Linked DNA regions of Mus musculus: region 1 is linked to region 2. A link is a loop called in an ENCODE intact Hi-C map of the cell type or tissue named here. Cell type or tissue: left cerebral cortex. All regions are shown on one strand. Each heading gives the region's core, and the rest is flanking DNA. Links, peaks and the distances in the headings are about the cores only.

The links. Peaks named below come from ENCODE experiments on the same cell type or tissue, not always from the same donor. Only the 100,000 strongest peaks of a DNase experiment are listed, where the experiment ranks them.
Region 1: it touches region 2 in a loop (2.2-fold over the local background); 4 of 42 quality-filtered maps call a loop at or near these places.

The regions. Positions count from the first base shown.
Region 1 is chr15:75,834,114-75,837,014 of GRCm38, reverse strand. All of the region lies in intron 3 of Zc3h3 (zinc finger CCCH type containing 3), which reads left to right. Among named protein-coding and RNA genes, the nearest start is that of Zc3h3, 6.3 kb to the left of the region's middle. In left cerebral cortex, for the core only: a CTCF peak has its summit at 1,332 (motif pointing right); a DNase peak (open chromatin) is centred at 1,349.
Region 2 is chr15:75,780,754-75,783,654 of GRCm38, reverse strand. All of the region lies in intron 5 of Zc3h3 (zinc finger CCCH type containing 3), which reads left to right. Among named protein-coding and RNA genes, the nearest start is that of Gm23747, 22 kb to the right of the region's middle. In left cerebral cortex, for the core only: no CTCF peak of the experiment used is centred there; a DNase peak (open chromatin) is centred at 1,516.

The DNA.
Region 1 (2,901 bases), core at 187-2,686, 53 kb before region 2:
AGGGGGCTATTGAAACTGTTGGTGGCACCTCCACTACAGGTGGAAGGATGGATAGCTTCTAGTAATAGACAGATGTGATGACTGCATTGTGCCCTGGTATTTCTGTTGCAGGAAGGGCTCTGGGGAGTCTCTCTATCCACAATTCACCTGCTGACCCGCCAAGCATGTGATGGGCACCTTGGGGCCAAGAATCATTCTAGTTCCTGGGGACACTGAGCCACATTCTAGTGGAGACGAGTGGCTGCCTGAGCCCTTGTCAACAGCCGGGACAGTTGGCTTTGGGTGGTGAACAAGAAAGCAGAAGCATATAGTTATGGGCTCCGGGGAGAGTGTCAACACTAGGCAGGCATTAGGAGTCTTCCTCAGCAGACTTGAGTTAGGAGAGGAAATGGCGCTCGCTCAGCTGTGCAGGTGAAGGCACTGTGGACCACAGAGCAGGAGGAAGATCATATAGCTGTGTGCTATACAGGATCAGAGAAGGGGGTTACCCCAGTGCAAAGGGCACTAGGTAATGGGGGAAGCTCTTTTATGCCAAAGGGAGGGAATAGGTTCTGTAATTTCAGGGAAGGATAGAAGAGGGAGCCAGGAGACAGCTTGTGTTGCTGCTCTCGGGAATATCAGGTGACAAGGTTGGGCTAGCAGGCTGGAGTAGACAGTGAGTCAGGATGGCTGGCATGCAAGGCCTTGTGTGTGAGCTCAAGGGGGTATCCTCATCTAAGTAGCAAGTGAGTTGTGAAAACAGGAGATGCTGAGCCTGTCTACTCAGGTAGCGGTTCCAGAGGCCACTACTCTCGGCTACTCTAGAGAGGCAGAGATCACATGGTGGGCTGTGTACAGGAGGCAGGAGGAGATGGGAGTGACAGTGGTAATTCCTCTGGACTGGAGCCTGGATGGATTTGGCTTGCTCTAGGGACCAGCTTGTGCTTTCCCCCTTGCAAGGCTTACTGTCTGCCTCTTTCCTTGCTTGTCTAAGTATCCCAGCCTGAATGATGTTCAAAGCTCCGGCCAGTCTGTTTGATTCCCTGGGCTGGAGTTTTGCCATATTGCTGATTGGAGCTTTTCTATCTCCAAGCAGTGCAGCCCCCCAAGCTTCTGTGGCTGTTAGCGTCTCCCAGTACGTGGGGTCAGTAGATAGGGGCTGCCCCTTTAGCTAGTGCTTAGAGGCCAATCTTTCTGCTTGCCTCCAGGAAAACACTTAGCCCTAGTTCCAGAATTTTCATGGTGCCAGTACCCTGATATCCACACTTTGTGTGCCAAGGAATTGGGTTAGCCTAGCTAACCCTGGCCAGCCCCTTCTCCAGGTCCCTACTCAGCCCTACTGTGTGGCCTAGCAGCCAGTAGAGGGCGCCCTTGCCCCTCTTATCCCTCCATCCACCCTTTTCTGGTAATTGATTGCCTAATTTCCTCTTTATGTGAAAGAAAGCAGATATCAAGTAATTTGCAGCAATAACCTGCTAATGCTGGGCCAGTATCGAAACTCCCCTGTTCATTTCAAGTGGCAGATAAAACACTAATACATAATTATCCTTGCAAATTGGATTGTTTTAAATAACCAAAAGGCTACGGCCAGAAGAAAGCGATCCCATCTCCCTCGAGTTACTCTTGCAGCGTAATTGCCGCGTTCAATCAATTTCCCTGGCATTAGAAATTCCATCACAATCAACATTAAGCTTTATTCATTGTGATGGCTAAGAGCCGGGCCATTTCTCCTCTTTTTCTTAACTGGCAAAATTAATCAGGGAAAAGATTTTAAACATTTACCCGTGCGAAAGAGGTCAGCGCTGCCACTATATTGCTCAGCAGATAAGGGGGCTAATAAAAAGAAAATTGAATTACTAATGATCACCAGGAACCGAGTATATAAAACCTGGCAATCGCCAGTTCAGGAGAAGGAGAATCAATTTTCTTGGGACAAGGTGCGCTCATTTTTTATTTTGGCGCGTATTATCAGCAATTTAATTTGAGAGCGCATAAACAGGAGGAAACAGTTAGGGAATAATGAGCCTGGAGGTGTAAAGTGCCGCAGGATATATGCTGTACACAATTTATTTGGCACAACAGATAATCGCTTTAATTGAATTCAAAACTGCATTGTTCAGCAGCCATGGGGCTGCTCAGGCCTGGGGACTGAGAGTATCAGGAAGGTTCCTGTCTGATGTAGTGTCTCTCTTCTGGTCAGCCTTTGGCTATGGGGTGGGATGAGCCCCCTAGAGAGCCCTGAGGCGGTCAAGGAGGCATGTGTGCTCCGTCTGCTGCTGAGACCTGCTTGGTCTGCCTCAACGGACAACTGTTAGAAAAGGCATCTGGGGAGAGGCGTTGATGCTTTAGGGGTGTGGCAATTGGTAGTTAGCATGTGATGCTCTTCCCCTGGTCGGTGTGGGGACATGGGACCTGGGAGGCTTGGAGGGAGCTCCCAGGCTTACTAACATAAGGCATGGCCTAGGCCTAGTATGTGGCTTGGCTCTGAGCTGTGTGCATGAGTGGTTTAATCTGATATAGCACCTGCTGCTCTAGCTTAGGTAGCAGCTTAGTAACAGTCAGTCATGGGCTTCTAACCAGCAGCCTCTTGGAAGCCTCAGCTGTGTACTGTAAAGAAAGAGCCTTTGTGGGAAGAGAGGTTGTGTCATCACCTCTCCGAGGTAGGTTTAGATAGGATGACACTTCTCTTTTATCTGCCCACGGTGGATATGTGGCCATTGCCTGCCCTTTTCTTCCTATACCTATGTTAAAAGTTTGGTCTTGGGGCTTAGGTAAAAACATTACTGCTTTTGCAGGACTTGATCAAGGTCAGTTCATAACTGCTTTTTTTTTGGTTTTTGAGACAGGGTTTCTCTGTGTAGCCCTGGCTGTCCTGGAACTCACTCTGTTAACCAGGCTGGCCTCGAACTCAGAAATCCGCCT
Region 2 (2,901 bases), core at 302-2,801:
CTTTTCCCTACTCAGTTTGGGATGAGAGAGAGAGCTCGACAAAACCACACCCTTCCTTCTGAGCCAGGGAAGATGATCTGTGGGCTGGGTAGCACCTGATGCCCAGACAAGCCCCCCTCAACATGACCCCCACCCCACAGTGAAGAAGGTATATTGCTCCCAACTGTGCACTACCGCTGACTGGCCCACTTACAGTAGTCATAATTAAAGAAATAAATTTCCTTCCCTAGTGTCAGCAAACCTTTGACTTCAACAAGAAAGTACAACCCTTCACAGGAGGGATGGGGCACTGACTCCTCTCCTGGCCCCCCTCCAGGCCCTCAAGGACAGAGTCAGCATCGGCCATGGCTTTCTTGGCTTTCTGAAGTTCAGCCCACCTTCCCGGGTTTACCTGCTACTCAGATGGCTCAGTTCCTGCACCGTTGCCCTGCAATTAGGCCTGGGACCTGTGTCCTTGGTTAGCTGGACTTGCTGAGGGCACAAAGAGCCTGACAGTCCTTTCATGAGGGACAGAAGTCCAGTCTCAGGCTAGTCCTGGCAGGGCCCTCAGGCCAAAGAGAGGCAGGTGTGCTGTGTATTTTTTGCTGCTGACTAGCTACTTACATGTTTGTGGGCAAGGGGTGTATCTGTAATTTTCTCTTCTGTTTGTTTTTGAGACAGGGTTCTTTTATTATGTAGATCTGGAGGCCTTGGAACTCAGGCCTCAGACTCACAGAGATCCACCTGCCTCTGCCTCCTGAGTCCTGAGATTAAAAGCATGTGCCACAACCCCTCGCCTCCTGTAGCTACTTTTTGTGGCCTACCTTCTCCTTCCTGAGTACCAGGAGGTTACACAGAGGGGCATGTGGGGAAGCCATGCCAGCTGCACTCCAGGGGTGCAGAGCTGCCAGTCATGGAGCCCCTGCTCACATGCTGTTCCTACTGACAGTTAGTTCTTCTGCCGCTTTGGTTTTCTTTCCAAGACCGCAGCTCTAGGTGCTTTGGTTGAATGTGCCCTGCCTGGACCCGGCAGGCCTCAGCCAAGTAGACCTGGGCTTTAGGAGGCCCTTGCTCTAACCTCCTGGGAGTAACTGGTCAGCTCTGCAGTGGAGCTCAGGCAAGCACCTGAGCTCAGTCCCTTGTTTGCCTGATGGGCTCTGCCAGAGTGATAGCCACGTGCTGAGGAGGCTCTGACCTCTCAGAAAGATGAGCTCCCTTTGAGGACCAGGGAACAGACAGGGCACTAAGCAAGGGTAGAGCTGGAGGGAGCCAGGGTTTATTTTGGGAAGCTCCAGGAAGTGAAAGTGCTCCAGAGTGCACAGCAGAGGCAGCACCTTGTGCTCCCAGGTCAGGGCTATGCTTTTTGCACCTCTGGTTGCTTCTTTTCAAGCCAGCTACTTTATGTGCATTTTTAACACTGCAAAGCATTTGGAAAGGTGCCTCCTATCCTTGTCAAAACTCCCACCGTGAACCCCACGCTGATGTGTTTTTAAAAGCAGAAAGTGGAAAGACGAGAAAGCTGCTCCCTACCAAGTCCTGACAGGTGGCATGTGACGCCCCCGTGTCCCTGTCTGGGAGCAGATGGTGCCAGTGCTACCAGCAGCCTGGGCGACAGCCCGGGAACCAGTGCTCATTGACAGACTATCACATTGCACGTCACTGGTTACAAAGACTGGCAGGTGTGAGTGTGTGTCTGTGCCACCTGGACAGTACTCCATTGCCACCCTAAGGACAGGTGTCCTTCACTGGAAATAGAGGCCACCTTAAATTCTTTGCCTCCGCGTGCCCTGAAAGCCTTACCATCCTTCCTTCCTTCCCCCGGCTTGCTTCCTCCTCAGGCCCTGCAGTCTTCCCTGTGCCCTCAGCTCCTGTACCTACTTTGAGGTTCTCAGCCATGCCCCAACTTCCTGAGCTGGCAGTTATTCAACAGGGCCTCTGCTTCCCACTAGGACCCCACGGATGCCCTTTGCAAACTCAAGGGCACCGCGATTAAGATAGGACAACCTCTGGCCAAAGAGTCCCACAAAATCCCAGGAGGGTAATACCCAGCCTCACAGCTCATTCAGCAGATACCCCAGGTAGTTCTTAGCAGCAGGCATATTTCCCTCACAGGCCTGGGCTTGTCTTAGGCCCAAAGTTCCTAAGGTATCAAGGTTCAGCAGACGACCCACCCCTGCCTAGGGAGAATGTTAAGAGTGTAGGGAGCTCTCAGGGCCACGTAGCTTACAGGGTTTCCAGGGGAGAGGGTCTGAGTTTAAACCAGTGAGGCATGTCGGGCTGGGTGGATCTGGGGTAGACTGAGGAATGCTCTGGAACAGATCACCAGTGTTCTCATGAAGGAGCAGGGCCTGGTTATGTGGGTTCAGGCGCTTTAGAACATCCCCTTTTAAAACCTAGATGGCTTTGTCATCACCTCAGGTCCTCAGAATTTCTGAATGATGTCACTTGTGCCTCTTAGTGCTGTATTCATTTCAGCAGCTGCTCTGTAGGAAATTGGATCTGGTCTGGGAAGGGTCATGTGCGTATTTGAGGAACCAGGGAAGCCATCCTGAGCAGGTCCTCCCCTGCCTGCCTTGGGATCCTGGAGTTGGCCTGTGTCTTTAAAAGGCAGGCAAATCAGAGTGGTGAGCATCCACCCCATAGATACCTTGAAGTTCTCAGAGATCACCATTCCCACCCCATTGTCTTATTCATGCCACATGGCCACCTCAGACCCAGACACCCTTGTCTGCAGCCACTGTGCTGCATTCTTCTTCTTCCTCCTCCTCTCCTTCCCTCATCCCCTTCTCTCCTTTCCTCATCCCCTTCTCTCCTTCCCTCATCCCCTTTTCTCCTTCCCTCATCCCCTTCTCTCCTTCCCTCATCTCCTTCTCTCCTTCCCTCATCCCCTTTTCTCCTTTCCTCATCCCCTTCTCTCCTTCC